2 separate regions of the Homo sapiens genome follow, and region 2 is linked to region 1. A link is a loop called in an ENCODE intact Hi-C map of the cell type or tissue named here. Cell type or tissue: ascending aorta. All regions are shown on one strand. Each heading gives the region's core, and the rest is flanking DNA. Links, peaks and the distances in the headings are about the cores only.

Region 1 (8,342 bases), core at 21-8,020:
AATTGTCCCCATATACATGTGTTCATTCTCCTCTTCCTGCGTAGATATAAAATGTTTAAAGATACAGTCACCCAGAATAAAGACACCGTTGAGGGAGGTGTGGCCACGTGACTGAGTCCTGGTCCATGAAGTGAGCATAAATGACAGTGCTCCTTTTCCCATAATGCTGTTTAGAGTTGCGCCTTCCCCTTCTACTTTTCCCCTCTCCCACAGTTGGAATACCATATGGACAAGGGCTGCACCGTAGGGATTGAATGGGCAAAAAAGCTGAAAGGAACTTAGGTCCCTAGCACCTGTGTGGAGCCCAATCCCCATAACATTTATAGAATTAAATTTCATGACACTCTTATTGCACATAACACAAATTCCCAACTACTGGCATGTGGCTTTGTGAGAGCTGTTTCACCATAATCTGTTGAGACTTATTTGTGGAATCATGATGTCCCGTGACATTTGAAAATGGAAGAGAATCCTGGAATATGGGAGCAACACTGACGCAGAACACAGTGTTCACTTTGGAAGCAGTCATGATCTCTTCTTGCTGTGGAAGCCTCAACAGTTTGCCTGTTCCCTCCATTGTACTCCTCTCTGAATTCTCTCTCAGGCCTAGATGCTGGGCTCTGTGTGGGTTGCTGTATGGTATAGAAGAGGATGAGATTGGCGGGGACGGCTCTTGTTCAGGTCCATCAAGACTGTCGCTGTCCTCTATACCTTGAGCCAGCTCTACTGTGCATTTATAGAAAAGAGAGACCAGCACACAGAAAGAGAGAAAGCAGCTGTTTTTAGGGGGAGGAGAGAAGATGGTGGAGCTTACAAGAGACTGATGTTTGCAAGTGGATATGGTATAAAGTAGTAGTTCTCAAAGCACGGTGCCTAGACAGCAGCATCAGGAGCCTGTGAATTTGTTAGAAGCACACATCCTGAGGCTTCACCCAAGACCAGGGGATAAGATTTGGCAATCTGTGCTTAAAAAAGCGTTTGCCTTGCTCACTTCTGAGAACCAGTGGTCTAAAGAGTGTTGGGAAGCCTGACAGTGGTAGTTACAAGGGTGTACCCTGATGGGAGTCCTGGGATCAAAAAGACTTGAACTAGAAGTAAGGGACCAGGTGAGGGAGCATTCCCTTCAGAGAGAGTTGTTAAAATAAGCCGGGGTTCTCATGATGCTGCTGAAAGGAGTGTAAGTACTGTACCTCCTGTGTTTGGGACCAAGGGTGTATCTAGCCTTAGGCTTCCATTCCAGCACATCCCGTCAGCCAGATGTGCAAAAGTTCCTCCGTATACACACTGTACTGCTTAAATTGCTGGTATTTTGAAATAGAAAAAGGTGCTTATAAACCCATACTGACTGTGATGAACAGGGAGTACTTTTTCCACCTACCTCTGCTTGGGAGGCTGAACCCCATCTTGCCCTGGAAGATGGCTTTGAGCCAGAAGCCAAGCCCTTTAATGGCTATGAAGGGGGGAAAAAGTATGATTTCCATGTAAGGGCTACCAAGAATATAAGTACCTATTTAATAAATTATTTGTTGAAATGCCTTTTCTATTTTGGTAGTTGAAGTTTGAAAAATGTTTGGAGTACTATAATTATCATTTCTGGGAAAAAAATACACATTGCAGTATTTTTGTTTTTGCTACAGGTCAAGTTGTAGTTCAGGATGGAAAGTAAACACATCCCTTTGCTCAGCTGCAGCTCACATATTTGTAGTCTCTGGGTGCCCTCTTGGCAGTCGTGGTGGATACCCAAAGGACACAAACAGGGCATAGAAACGCGGGGCTCCATCAGGGGCTTGCCCCAGTGCAAGTCTGATTAGGAAGTTTGCTGGAGCCGAAGGAATGGCCCAGAAGGGTGGAGATGCCTTCACAGAAGGAGTCCTAGGACCAGAATGAGGCTGTTCTCAGAGGCATGCCCACCTCTGGGAGGGGTCTGCAGAAGCACTTTCTCACCAGGGAGAGCCTTTATGGTATGGGTCTAAACACTGGGAGATCTTTGTTTGTTTTTGGAGGCACTCCTTACCATTCTATGCCATCTTGTCAATTTGACAACTTTGTAAACAGGGCCCATCCACACATCTTGAATGTAGAAATAGCTGAGAACAGTCTCCAGGAGAAATTACCTATATAAGGCTGCTTCCTTCCTTCTCTCCAGAGTGGAGACGATTTATAAAGAGAAAGTATTGGAAGCTGACAGAGAAACAGCACTTGAGAGTAAAACTTTTGGCATGTAAGAGGACTGTGTGTGTGTGTACCCATGCCTATGAGTGTGTGTCTGTGTTTCAGAATCAACTTTACCTTTCTGAGACATAGCAAGCATGGAGTGATTACATCTGTGCCTTGGGACATCGCGTTAGGTGTTAGGTTTAAAACAAACTGAGGAGAAAACATAAGAACCTGTGAGTACTCTGTGTGTGTGTATATGTATATACACATATATGTATGAAATGTTTTTATACTTACACACTTTATATTTTACATAATATGAAAAAGTATATATTCTTTTACTCTCCAAGGCAGTCTTGTAGAATAAATGTCTTTATGCCCTGTACACTCTATTCAGCACCCTCTTTTTGTTCTTGCTATATCATTTTAATTACATAAGTAAAGTCACTTTCAGAAATCTCAGATCAACACACGATATTCTTTGAAGTCTTTCTAAAAACATCTGAAATCCATATGCCACCTCTGGGACTCGGGAATTTTTTGACAATATTACGATAATACCCTTGGTTTATTGTTCCTTGTCTTTAAAATCACGTAAGATCACACTTTCTACTACACTACTAAAAACTCTATAGAGTGTTGACAAATACTGGAGGTTTAAAGGAACATGACTGGCTGCTCCTTTAATTCAGCAAGCGTTTGTCGGTCTTCCTTGAATGAGCAGGAACTGAGCATCCTTGGAACCTGACTGCATAGGAAGGGCTCTCAGAACATCTGGTTGGAATATGTTCATAGGAGACACCCACAAGGGCCAGCCCCTCATTTTACAGATGAACACCAGACCCTTCACTCTGACATATTTAAAATCTGACATTTTATTATGTACTTTTTTCAAATTGCTGTCATTGTTGCACAAAGGAAGAACCAAGTTACCGTGTCCCTTCCTCAGTGGAGGAAAAGTTGATAGAGGTTTTATTTGTTGTTCTAAAATGGATGCCACCTTCCGGTAAACATTACTTGGGGAGTTCTTAATTTCTAATGTTTATGCCTCTGTGACATTTTCAAGCTGTTATAAAGAGTCTTCTTAAAATGTTGCTGAGCTGGCTATACAAATTTAGTTCATTTAATTTACCTCATTAGTCATTTGTCCCATTCTCTAATAATTTTGATTCCTTTTTTGTGGGTCAGTGTTTATGGCAAAATGTGTTCGGTGGGGGAGGTATTCAGAGAAGACTGTAGTTTATTAGGTAAAATTAAACGTTTTGAAACCAGTCTTTAGTTCTTTGTACATTTATCTAAACCATCCTTAGGCCTTATTTTATTGCCAGATTTTTAAAAAAATAAATTCATTGTTACATTTTGAAATTTGTTATGGTGTGTGAATATATAAATATAATTATTTGAATGGCAATTTTTTCTGGGAGTAGGTTGGATATATTTTTCTGGTGTGAATTAACAGATGAAATAAAATGTCTCTGAACTCAGTAAATATTTGAAAACTGTTTTAAAATTCAGTAGGATGCAAACAGGCCACATTTGGCATCCGGCTCTCCCACTCCCCAGTCCTTCCACCCCACTACCTCCCATAAAAGGCAAATCCTGGAAGCCACTCTGAACTTTTTTCCTTCCTCCCAGGAAGCTCTGACTTTTCCAGGAAGATTCCAGGGAACACTAGTTGGATCCGATTTCCTAAGAATTAAAGCAGCTTTAAATCTCCTGGGAGTGTAGAGGATGAAGGGGTTGAGGGTCCCTAGAACAATAGGTCAGCATTGACTGCAGATTGGAGTCAGCTGGGGAACTGTAAAAAAAAATATATACCGATACCAGGGTACCACTTCCAGTAATTCTGTTTAATTGGAATTGGTCTGGGGTGCACTCTGAGCTTTTGGATTTTTAATCTTCTCCTAGGGTTTTTAATGGGCAGCCGAGGTTGACAGTCATTATTCTGGCACTAAATTTTCAAACTATAGTATGCATGAGAATCACCTCTAGGGTTTGTTCAAACCCAGATTACCGAGCCCCACTCCCAGCATTTCTGATTCTGTAGGTCTGGTGGGCCTTAGAATTTGCACTTCTAGCGAGCTCCTTAGGAGATGCCGATGCTGCTGGTGCAAGGATCATTGTTTGAGAACCATCACTTTAGAGCAGTTCATCTCAAACTTTACTGTGCATCTTGCTAAAATGCAGATTCTGATTCAGTAGGACTGGAGTGAGGTCTAAGTTTCTGCATTTCCAGCAAGCTCCCAAGCTCCCAGGTGTTGCTGAGGCTACTGGTCTAGGGGCCACACTTTAAGTAACAAATCTCTAATCTAAAGCATCATTATGAATGCAATTCCATAACATCGTTTGGGAAGAAAAGATGTGTGGTTCAGGAGATTCCTAGAGGCACGGTGGGGCCGATATATGCCTTAGACCTGGTGGCAGGCAGAGATCTGGAGGGCTCAGTGCTTCTTTGGCACTTGGCCAGCTGTGGCTTGCCAGGGTGTTGGAACATGCCCTTGGCGAAGCTGTACTGTCAATAGGGAGCTTCATTGTAAAGATTCTCTGTTTGCTTGGAGTAAGGCAGTGGTTCTCAGGCCCAATTGCACAATAGAATCACCCTGGGAGCTATTTAAACAAGTACTAATGCCCAGGCTCCTCCCCCAGAATTTCTGATTTAATTGGTTTGAGGTGGGATCCAGACAGTGGTATTTTTAAAATCTTTGTGAGTGATTTTAATGCACAGCCAGGGTTGAGAACCACTGAATTAAGAAATCACGTTACAGTCTTACAGATCACTTTTTTCCCTTTATATTTGGCTAAGTTATACTGCACAGTGATGCAAACTAGCTTTATTAGGTAGTCAAAAACAATTTAATATGGCATTTTTGACAAACCACCAAGAAAAGACTCTGCAAAGATTCCGTCGCTGTTAAATCCTAAATTCGGAGTCTTAAGATAGTGCTGGGAAAGTGCAGTGGGTGTTTCTGAACGAGCTTGAAATATGAAATATTTCTGGGACTGTATCAACAAGTCTAATTTTTTCCCCTTGGGGTTATGATTGTGCGGAACAAGTCTTCACAGCAAAGCTTGCCAAAAAAGGTTATGATAAAATCATGGAATGTGTATGAAAAGAATTCACAGTGTAACTTTAAAGGAGTCAGTCTCTAAATTTAAAAACTTAGGGATGACATACGTATTACATTTGTAATAAAAGTTTTAAGAACAAAGTAATGCTGAATATAAGAAAGTTCCTCCTTTTATCACATGATATCTCTAAGGCCAAGGAACAAGTGAAATAGAACAGCCAGCAAGAAAGTAATGAGGATACGCTAAAGACACTGAACCTCTTTATCTTTGCAAATTAATTTTGTCCTCTGTATTTAAGCAAAAATGTAGCTATTGACTAAATATACAGATACCAGCAACGCCGAGTAGGAAAGTTGAAGCTCTTCTTGCTTTTGGCATTATGGACGACTAGTGGGAAAATCATGGGCTTTGGCAGTTCTGCCACTTGCTTTGTGACCTTGGCCAAGTTTCTTATCCTCTCTGGGTCTCTCTCTTCATCTGTCAAGTAGACATGAAGATATAATCTCTTCTTCACACAGGAGTACAAAGGCGTGTGAGAATGAGTAGAGGCGTGCCCCACACGTAGGAGATGCTCAATTAGTAGAGATTTCTTTCATTTCTCCAGCATGACCATGAGAATTTAATGCTTAATAAGAAGCATTATCCATCAAAACATTTTTCTTGTTGAGTCTTTATTGGTATTTTCTGCCTATTAATTGTATCAGTTTAGATTTCTTATTAATAATCATGAAGTCTGTTTTTCCACTTGAAGAGTAGGCCCTTTCTTCTTGCTTTAGAGCCATCATTTTTGCCATTCCCTTTGTCTGGAACACTCTTGCTTTGTGTTTTGTGTGCTTTCTCCCTTCTTTCATGCAAGCCTGTGTTGCGATGCCATGTCAGAGATACCTTCCTTCACTCGCCTGGTGACACATGGCACCCGTATCACTGAATATGCTGCAAAGCCTTTATCATAACCTGGCATGGTGCTGTGTAGCTTTTTATTGTCTGTCTTCTCCAGAATTGTAATTCTCAAGGTTGGTCTCCCTGTGCTACTGAGTGACCAAGGGCCCCCGTGATACTCTAGGCTGATACCACGGCTACTCTAGGGCTTTAGATTATAAAAGACATCAGAGGGAGGTGTCGGAAAAAACAGTGACCCCAGACTCTTCTCTTGACTTTGTGTTCTACCTACTAAATTTCCGCTATCAAATATAATCCAAATTTGGGGTCCTTTGAATTCCCCGAAGTAGCTTGAACCGCCCAAGGATTGTCTCAGGATGGCTGTGTATCTCACTGTGTGTGTGTGTGTGTGTGAGTGAGAGAGAGACAGAGAGAGAGAATGAAGAACGAGAAGAGATTTCAAAATAGAAGTTTTCAGTGTCAGATGTATGGGACTCTACAAACTTTAAATAGAAATAATGGTAATCTGCCAATGTAATTTTTATCTTCTTTTTTTTTCCTCTTACTACCAGTAGTTTTTCATTTGTCTTTGTGTTTTATTTAAATTTGCTTTTAAGCAGAAGCTCTTGCATGCATTTGCTTCTCGTAGATCATGATTGTATTAGGTTGGTGCAAAAGTAATCGCAGTTTTTGTCATTACTTTCAATGGCAAAAACAGCGATTGCTTTTGCACCAACCTATACTTCCTTGACATATGGACCTGAAGAGGGCCTAAAAATGGCCAAGATCCAGTCATACACATTAAAGTGACCAGGATTGATAGAAACTTTCCAGGGTTATGGTAAAATCATTTTATATTGGGTGAGCCTGTCAATATTTTAATACTAACTTCTTAAAGATTATTAAGATGATGAAACCAGGTTATTTTTCCATAGTTACTTCTGTTGCAAGTGATATTGTCACTTTGGTCTTTCTATATCTGGGCAGGCTTTTTTTTTTTTTAATGTCTGTTGCACTGTTATCAGTGTAATCAGACATAGAAGTTATTTTAAGTATTATATATAGATCTGTTAGACACCATAGGGAAAGAGTTAGGAGAGACTTCAAATAGATAAAATTAAAAATTCAGAAGTAATGTCAGAAAAACTTTCTAATTGATGGAGTGGCTGTAGTTTTATCCTTATTTTCTCCATGGAAAAAACATAGAATAGAGACAGAGAAGAATAAATAAAATCTGATGGGAGAATTTATAGAAAAGGCTGAAAAAAAAGGTTTCAGAAAAACAATTCCTGATGTTATGGTAATTGTACTACATTTAAGTGACAAGCTGATGACTAGTTCGGGGCAGAGGAAGATGCAGGGTGAGTAGGGATTCTAGATAATTTATTGAAAGGTGAATAGAGGGTTGAAAGAAGAGAAAAAGGAATGTTAATTACAAAATAAGAAAGATGGAGACTTTTGAAATCTAAATTATTTGAAAGCATAACTTCACAATTTGAAGGCTTGAATCTTATGCCTGCTAGTCATGAAGTTAAAAACATAGCTTTGAAAAATTAAAGTAAGTGCTGGAAATTTGAAGAGAAGTTACTGGCTCGTAGTAGATTTTACAGATCCCTCTTGGAAATCAGGTAAAAAATGGGAGGTATAGGTAATCAGAATGTCATAATTAAGCTTGATTTAATAGATAACGCAAGATTATATGTAATAAACAGAGGATATATGTTCTTTTCAAATACCCATCTATTTTAAAATTGGTTATGAGACCACACATACATACACACACGTGCTAAAAACCAAAAACATGCAAAACTCAAGAAGTTAACAAAAGTAGAGAATTGTACAGCCTACATTCCATTCTCTGGCAACCAGGCAGTAAGACTATAAATTAAAAAAGAAAGCTCCCCAAAATGTAGCTATGCAGAAATTTAATATCACTCTTCTAAAAAGTCTTTAAAAAGGAAACATATAAATTACTTAGCAACAAGTCACACTGAAAGCAATACATTATCAAAAATCAGAATATAACCAAAGCAATATTTGATTGAAATATTCAAAGCATAATTAAAATTGTTTGTATAATAACTCTTTAAGAAATGTGTTTGTTATAAGACAACCAAATAGAAATGAACCAAGCATTAATCTTAAAACACTAGAGGAGGCTGGGCACGGTGGCGCACGCCTGTCATCCCAGCACTTTGGGAGGCCGAGGCGGGCAGATCACGAGGTCAGGAGATCGA
Region 2 (8,342 bases), core at 39-8,038, 53 kb after region 1:
TTTCAGAAGATTCCATTTTCTGGTTCTCAGAAATAATTTATCTTGCTTTTCTTGTTTTTGTTTTTAACTTAGTTGAGTAGTGAGTTTCATATGAATGTATTTACTCTCCAATAATGCTTTCATTTTAAGATGTATTAATAATAAGAACACAGATTATTTTAGTATAGGATTAAAAAACAGTGCACAGCTTAAGATAATGATACTAAAGGGTTATTTATGGCTACTAATAATAAACTTACAAAATAACACAAGGTGAATGGATCTTACTGCTTAGTTTATAGGGTCCAAGAAAGTCTCTGGGATCATTTGAAGACATTTTTTCTCAGCAGTCATTCAATATCATACTTAAATATAATTTCAAATGATTTCAGAGTAGCAAAAGGATTGTATGAAATAAGAAAAAGTGCAAGGTGTTAATGTGCAATAAATAAGCAATCACCCAGAAATAGTTAGAGGAAAACCAGAAACACTGGTATTTACTTAGTTTATACACACAATAAATTCCTCTGTGCACAGTTGCGTAACCAGTGTTGGCCCTTACCCTATTAGCTACAGTCTCTAGGTACATCGTCAGAGTATGAAATTAGATGAAAGGACCCCACACAAGGATTGTGGTTTTAGATTCTAAGTAAACTAACAGCATCACTAAATATGGCGTGTTAGGACCTCCAGGGAGGAAGAACCTTATTGTGGCTGTTGTTACTGGAGACACATACCTTCCAAATGACAAGATAATGTGTCTTTTGGTTACTCCTGGAGGACTAGGGACATGAACCTGGGGGCCCTTAAAGACTAGGCTGTTACTTGACAGCTAACTTGATTCACAAGTACCTAAGTGCTTTTTAAATTGGCACTTAAGTACTCTCATGATGAATTCTTAGCAAGTTATTGTCAACACCCAATTCAGGTATACAGATAAGCCTTTCCAGTCTGTTAACTGATTATATTCTCACATTTTGCTTTGTTGACTTTTCTCTACATCTCTTGTTTATCGATCTCATTATTTTTATTTTCTGACCCCTGTGAAGAGCTAGGGTGGAAACGTGTGGAATAGCATATAAAGTTTTCAGTTGAATGGCATACATAGACGACACAGCCTTAATCTCCTTAAAAACTAAAAACAAAAAAGAGATTGGACGGCAGAATTAGGTCTTCATCTGCAGGGCCACTGTTATTTGTAACCCTTAATGACAGTGGCTAACATTTCATACAATTGTTATGTGTCAGGTTTAAGTGCTTTAAGAGGAGCAACTAATTTGAGATCCTCACAGCATCCCTTCGGTATGGGTGCTGTCATCCCAGTTTACCATCAGAGAACACAAAGTTCGGAGGCCATGTAATTTGCCCAGGGTCATACAGCTCATAAGTGACAGCACAGTGTGTCCCCAGGACCAGACCCTGGACCCTGAATGGACAGTGCCTCTGCGCTGCAGTGCATTATACCCTGAAAGAGGCTCCATCCCCCTGTAAAGAAAGAATTTGGCATATTCTTTTGAATCCCTAAAACAACATGTGATGTGTAAGTAGATGCTCAAAATTTTTAAATGAGTAAATAATAAGTGAGGACAGTGAGGAGGAAAGAAAGACTGGAGCAGGAAGTCCCAACCAGACCCTTCATACAGATCTTCTTTTTAGTTGAGTGAGGGAGCAGACCCTGATACAGGGTTACCTTAACCAGAGCGTCAAAAGCTGATGGCCATTGGGACCCCTGATCTACTAGTTGAAGGAAGAATAATGTCAGCATGCTTATCACTGAAAACACATTTTGAGAACATAAGTAAGAGTGTTATGGAAGTGTGTGACATGAGGTGGGCCTACATGTCTACAGGCCAGTTGGACCAGTTTCCTGCATTGACGGTTCACCCTTCTGATGGGCACTCAGCTCTGGGCTCCATCCCTGTGTCAGCCTCATGGGCCTTCCAAGACTGATGTGTATTCTGTGGTTTATTCTGTCCCAGTTCAGCCCCTGAAGTCCAGAATCACAGAGTTTAACTGGGGCTTCCCAGACCCTCTAAGGCTAATGCTTGCTGCCACGTTAATGTACTGTTTTTAAGACGCCTTGTGCATGGTGTAGGTGCCACTGCATTTCAGTTACTTACACGGGCAAGGATTTTTTTTACATTGTCATTAGATATTGAGAATTATTTGCTGATTTTTTTTTTCAATAATAGCAAGTATAAATGCTGCCAAAGCTGATTCTTAATGTCAGAGGGATCCTGAGGAGAGGTTGCCATTTCCATTAGAAATCTATTTTGTGATTGAAGGTAAGATAAGGTATCGGGGAGGGAAGTTTTGGCTACATGACATCTATAACATCCCCGTGATTACTCAATAAGAAAAATTCAAGAGATGTGGACAGGTGTGTGGCCAGCTTAGCTGTGACACCTGATGCAAGAGATTAGAGCTTCCTGGGGACTTTGAAGTCTTGATGTCAGACCTGATCTGCCTTCTCATCTTGGGCTGCGGCTGGACCCTGCCCAGGTGGCCACTGTGATCTGAGTGTTCTTCAGGCCTCCTTAGGTGCACCATCTCCTGCACGGAGGAGCTGATGATTTTGATGACCTTAGGGATTTTGAAGCCAACACCAGAGTATCACTTTTCAAGAACTAGGAACAACTTAGGTAATATTTTAAAAGGTAGCATTCAGAATTATACTCAGGTTGCCAGTAAAAAAATTCCGTGCTAGCGGTTGGGCAAATGGGTAGTTTCCCCTCTACTATTTCTGTCTGTCTGAAAACAAAGCAAAATCCATGTTCTATCTCTAACAGGAAGTCAAAGAGTTATTTGTAGATTGTTAAAGCTGGATGAGAGGTATATCAGAGTCCATAGTATTCAGTATTTTTTAAGTTTTCTTCTTAATAAAAAGTTAAAATTGCTATTTGCAGACATATTATCAGATACCCAGCTGAGTTTCAGGCCTAATAATTCTGCTAACCTGGACTTAACTCTTGAAGTAGAGGATAGAGGAATAAGAGATTCACTGTGCATGGATTCCTTCTAATTCTGGGTTTAGGATGGAATGTGGTTGAACCAAAAAATCCACTATCTTTCTTCCTGCCACCTGGCTTTCTTGGATCTCTTACTTAGGGAATCCTGGTCCTACTTGGGACAGTGTTGAAGACTGGATGTCAGGCACGTCTTGACCTATGTGGATTTAGTAAGCCACTTCAGTCTCAGCTCACCCAATACTGTAAGTTGTGCTCCTCTAAAAGGCTGGAGTTCTGTGAGCTGTCAAATATATTGTCGTCTTCTTCATCAATCCCAAATTTATGGAAGCACTATATTCTCTCCCTGAAGGCTGATGATATAGCTTGAATCAAGCTGCCCTTCTAATGAGATTTCCACTGGGCTGCCAGAAAAGTCTGTACCAGGCACATATCTGGGTGGGAATTCTTTGAAACAAGAAAAAATGTTTCCAGCCCTGCCCATAATGCTTCCTCACTGAACAGTATCTCAAATGATTAAGCTACTGCTTTTGTGGCACGGAGTCAAACATAGTTTGGCTGACCCCAAGAGGCAGTGAAGTCAAAGATGCCATAGGGTCACATGTTATTAACATTCTGGTACATAACAGGGATCAAAACTCAGTTTATGGGTGGTATTGCTTCAGTGCCATATACGATGCTATTATTAGTAAGCCAAGAATAATAAAATATTCGTAATAGCCTAAAGACTGTTAGGCATGTGTTTTATCCTTTAACTCTAAACGTCCTGGAAACTAGTTCCATAAATGGAAATTAAAATATAACACAGTCTATTTTTTGCTTGTCCAAATAAGGTCATATGTTGGGTAACAAATGCGTAGCAAATGACTGTTTCTTAACCTAGGTCTTTAACATAAACATCAGAAATTTTTCAATGTTGAATATTGTCATATTTTGATTTTTCTCTGATCATTTAAAATGTCTTTACATATTTGCAATAAAACTAGAATATAGGTAAAGTAAATGCAAAAGACACTCACATCCAGCCTTAATATATCACTTTCAAGATTTTGTGATTTTTCACAGCTATATAGAAATATGTACATTATATGAGTGGCTTTCTTTACATGTTAGATCCACCACTTACATTAATAGTTAAACAAGTGTAGAAATAAATGTTGTAGAAGTAGTTTAATAGAGAAGAAATGTTTATTCTTACTTATACCTAGGAGTTCTGCTGCTGGTTCTCCAAGTCCAGCATGTCTTTGCTTGTGTCGGTAATGCCTTGCTCTTTGTACTTGATTTTGAGTAAGACTGTCATACTGAACCAAGTTTTACGAGTAAAAATGAAGATTGGTCTTATACTCTTAATTTGCTAGATGACCAAACTGATCAATGCCTTAAATGTTCAGAATTGTTGAGAGCTAATTCTGAAACACATGATTAGAAATTCCTCTGCCCCTGAGTTTACAGAGCTCAGCTGTTAAGTATTTCCCTGTTGAAGTGGCGTGCAAGGGGGTGGGTTGCTCTTTATTTCCTCTGCTGTCTACTTCCCATACCTAAAAGGGTATTATTGCTGGGAGTCTCATAATTTTCCTACTAAGACAATAATTGCATCTAATAGATCAGACTTGGGCCTGCTAATTTTCATCTAATCAACAGAGGCAGGAAAACATAGTCTGGAATGCTAACTATGTGAATGAAAAATATTTAGTCATTCTTGAAATGATAGGAATGTTTTTCCAACAAGCTTAAATAAACACAATCTCTTTTGAGACTGTGCTAAACTTTTTTTGGATGAGACAACTCTTAGGCAACCAAACAGAAGTTAATGAAGGTTATTAAGAGACATGCCCTTCAGAAAAGGCCTGCAGACTTTAAAAAGAAAAGATTCCATCTTCTTTATGCTGCAACCATTGATAAATAGCAGAATTGGTTTACTTTTTAGCTTTTGTCTACCCAGTAGAATTTAACATTTTAATTAGTAATCATACTGCCCAATGTTCAACAGATACCATTTTACCTAACATGGCTATATGAGACCATCTTATTTTAAAATCCTCATCTTCATCTCCTACTGTTTGCCTCAGTTCCAAGGAATTCATTGGACTCAACACTCCTGTATTTATAGCACCTGATTACACTTTTCCTATGAAGCATGTTTGTTTATTCCCACCAACACAAGGTCCCGCCAGATAATAAAATTATTTTTAAACATACTAAAATGTACATATTCAAGTGAAGTGTTTTTCCTTTCACAAGTTATATGGGAAAAATGTATACTTACTCCAGGGATACAGTCATTCAGAATATTTTTGGTGCCTCTCTTTTGAAACTGACTTTAGAGATCATAGCACATCCTTTTGAATATCCTTAGCTTTGTAAACCCTTGACTTTGAAGGTTTATTAGACTCTAGGAAATAGCCAAAGTCATTTATGTTGAAGTCTGGTTTAAAAAAAAAAAAAAGGTGGCCGATCTAGCTGAGTAAAACTGTTTAGAGGAAGCAAAAAGTGACAGTAAAATAAAGGCACTTTGTCTTCTATGACATAGTAATTTGCTCTGAAAGCAACTATGAAGAGGTTTCAAACAGAATTTTAACATGAACAGCATTTTGGCATAAGAATATAGCCTCTAAAAGTGAGTACTTTTATCAATAACACTTATTTGTAAGTATAACTCCTGGTGTGTTTATAAAAAAAATCAATTCACCTACTACATAGTATTTTTATGACTTCTAGGGATTAGAGGCATGTATTTAAATGGTCATATACTGTATTACAACGTTTTTCTGAAATTGCAGGTGTTCTATTCCAACATTTTTTTCAAATACATTAGACTAAAATAATTTGCCTACAGAAACAGGTCAAAATAGGTTGCGATTCTAATATAATTTATTTTTAGTATTTTAGTTATCCAATTCCACTTCTAGTTATACCATACTGTTTCCTGGTATAGTCTTAAGTATATCCTATAAAAACAGAATGATTTCACATTGCTTAATATATGAGGGTTAGCACTGAAGATAGTGAAAAATCCAGTGAGTCACTGTTAAACCCCCATTAGAACTTTTCTGTGTTGTATCTATCTGATTATTGAAGATACAGTGTCACACAAGCATATAAACCATCTGTTGCAATACTATTTTAAAATCGTAGGACAGGTTCAAAGAGGGGAAATGTCCATTAAAGAACGCCTCTTGCGCATGTGTGGGTCTCCCCATCACAGGTGGCTGATGAGGTGGCAGGAGCAGCATCATACCCACCTATCAGCCTCTTAATTTGAGAGCCCCAAATACTCCCCTGCATGAGCTCCCAGAATGCAGATTGGGAAATCTGTTGCCAGGGGACTCAGCAAAGCCAGATCTTGGTCCAGGGGTCATACCATCAGTTTAATCTAAATTTGATGTGCTTTGAGCAATACGGGACATGTAACATGTTTCTGAAATTTGCCAGAAAGCATGCATTTTGTTTTATAAATATTTTGAGTTTAAGTTGATCAGCAGTTTGACCAAATTTTTATTTACCATTTATATCTACAGAATACCTGTTTACACCTCAGTGGAGTTTAACTTTCGCATCTGAGAGATTAGCTGGATTTATCTGGTTTGTTTGAAACAGCCTAGTTCAGGTATATGGACCATTTGAGATCACAGAATTTAATGCTAGCTGCCAGTAAAAAGATGCAGTCCCAGGCTCCAGCTCTTACTTTGCAGCAGCCTAGTGAAACACAACTAAGAATCCTCAAGATCCTAAGGCCAAGTACTTGATCCTTGTGGACCCTGCAAATCATGTAACTTTCACATTGGCTGCCGGAGCAAACCGAGAGTTGATTTGCAAGCCACCGCTCGACCAGCACCAGAACTCAAAGCATGCGTTCTGTGTGCTTACCTCATCCCTGACTGCAGCTTATTCTTTTCTAGCTAAAATTTACCTGGATCCCCATTTCCTTACTTTAAAAAAGTATTCATTCATGATATAATTTGAGACTGCCTTGGATCTATTACATAATCTAATGAGGTATATTTATGTGCTTCTTTATGTATAATCAGTGCCTACCATTTGCCCGTGCCTGTGCCTTTGTGCCTTGCATGGTGGTTGAACCCCCTTAGTTTGCCTATCAGTAGGAAGACAGGAGATCATGTTGTTTTTCACCTTAATGGACAGCTATTGCCCTGCATGTCAGCTCACTTTTAAAACAATTCAAGGAGTCTCTATTTGTTAGGGAAGCTGTAATATGTTTGGAGATAATAAGCTATCCACTTGGGATGGCCTCGGGCCTTGCATACGGAGAGGGTCGGCAAGCTCAGATCTTTTCAAAGCCATAAATCTCTCATCCTTTCTGGGAATCAAGTTTTTAAAAGATTCCATGGAGATTTTATGTTAGACGAATTCCACAGGGGGTGTGTCCCATAGTCCTGTGACAGAGATACTAAGAACATGACTCATTGCATGAGGAGCCCCTACAATTCTTGTTATGAAAGTACTGGTTGAATTTTCTCTTACTGTTGACATATGTTTGAGATCCCTGACTTCCTAACACTGAGATCTGCTCGTTAAAGACAGTTTTTAGAAATAGGTCTTCTGTGTCTTTCAACTTGAGAGTGGCAAGAAACACTGGCAAAGATAAAAAGTAGTATAAATGATTCTGTGATGAGTTTGCCCTTGTCCCTAAAGATCTAGCAAGGCCCCCATCATGAGAGAGGAAGAACAGGGGCCAGGCACACAGAGTCATTGTTTCGACCCACATTGGATTAGCTGATTACTAAGAGATTTCTGTTCTCTTGGAGACATCATAGACATAGTCAAAATGTAGAACAATGATATCAGACTGCTACTCAGCAAATGTGAAAGGCGTCACTGGCTGGTCACTAACGTGCTCCAAAGCTTACCAGACCATATGAAAAGATAGCACAGACCCACCCACCGTCTCAGATGCTTTTCACGTTATCAGTGGAGACAAAAAATGATGCTTAAGTTACAACAGGCAGGGTTCAGAATGCTGAACCAATTGCCATACTATTTATCAGCTGTGCATTTGAGGTCTGTGAAAGGGCTAAGAATTCATTAATTAGCCATTACCTGAGACCAGTTATAGCTCTGAGCAGACAAGATCAGCATGACATCAATAATTACAACAAGAAGTAATGTTGCTGTCACCCTTACAGTATAGTCTTTTCTTGACAAGCTTGTTTGAGCATTATTGGAATATTGTGAGGTAGAAATAATGAGTATTCCCATTTTCTGGAAGCCCAGAGAGGTCCATCATAACATGTTAGCCTAATGAGAGAGCAGGGACTCAAGCTATGTTTTCTGACTCCAAATCCATGACCTTGGCATTGCTTCCCAGTAGACCCCCATTGTGAGAAGACGGGATGAGAAAAATAAGATGATGAATGTCAAAGTACTTGATCATTGTGG

What was found. A loop is a pair of places that touch in the nucleus more often than their neighbours do. Peaks named below come from ENCODE experiments on the same cell type or tissue, not always from the same donor. Only the 100,000 strongest peaks of a DNase experiment are listed, where the experiment ranks them.
Region 2: a loop joins it to region 1, with 2.3 times the contacts of the local background. A loop is called at or near these places in 4 of 110 quality-filtered maps.

What each region holds. Positions count from the first base shown.
Region 1 is chr2:36,428,832-36,437,173 of GRCh38, forward strand. The region is part of intron 2 of CRIM1 (cysteine rich transmembrane BMP regulator 1); the gene reads left to right. Among named protein-coding and RNA genes, the nearest start is that of CRIM1, 77 kb to the left of the region's middle. In ascending aorta, for the core only: no CTCF peak of the experiment used is centred there; a DNase peak (open chromatin) is centred at 4,660; H3K4me3 peaks cover 3,074 bases; H3K27ac peaks cover 7,754 bases.
Region 2 is chr2:36,482,183-36,490,524 of GRCh38, forward strand. The region is part of intron 7 of CRIM1 (cysteine rich transmembrane BMP regulator 1); the gene reads left to right. Among named protein-coding and RNA genes, the nearest start is that of FEZ2, 110 kb to the right of the region's middle. In ascending aorta, for the core only: no CTCF peak of the experiment used is centred there; a DNase peak (open chromatin) is centred at 3,439; H3K4me3 peaks cover 437 bases; H3K27ac peaks cover 7,571 bases.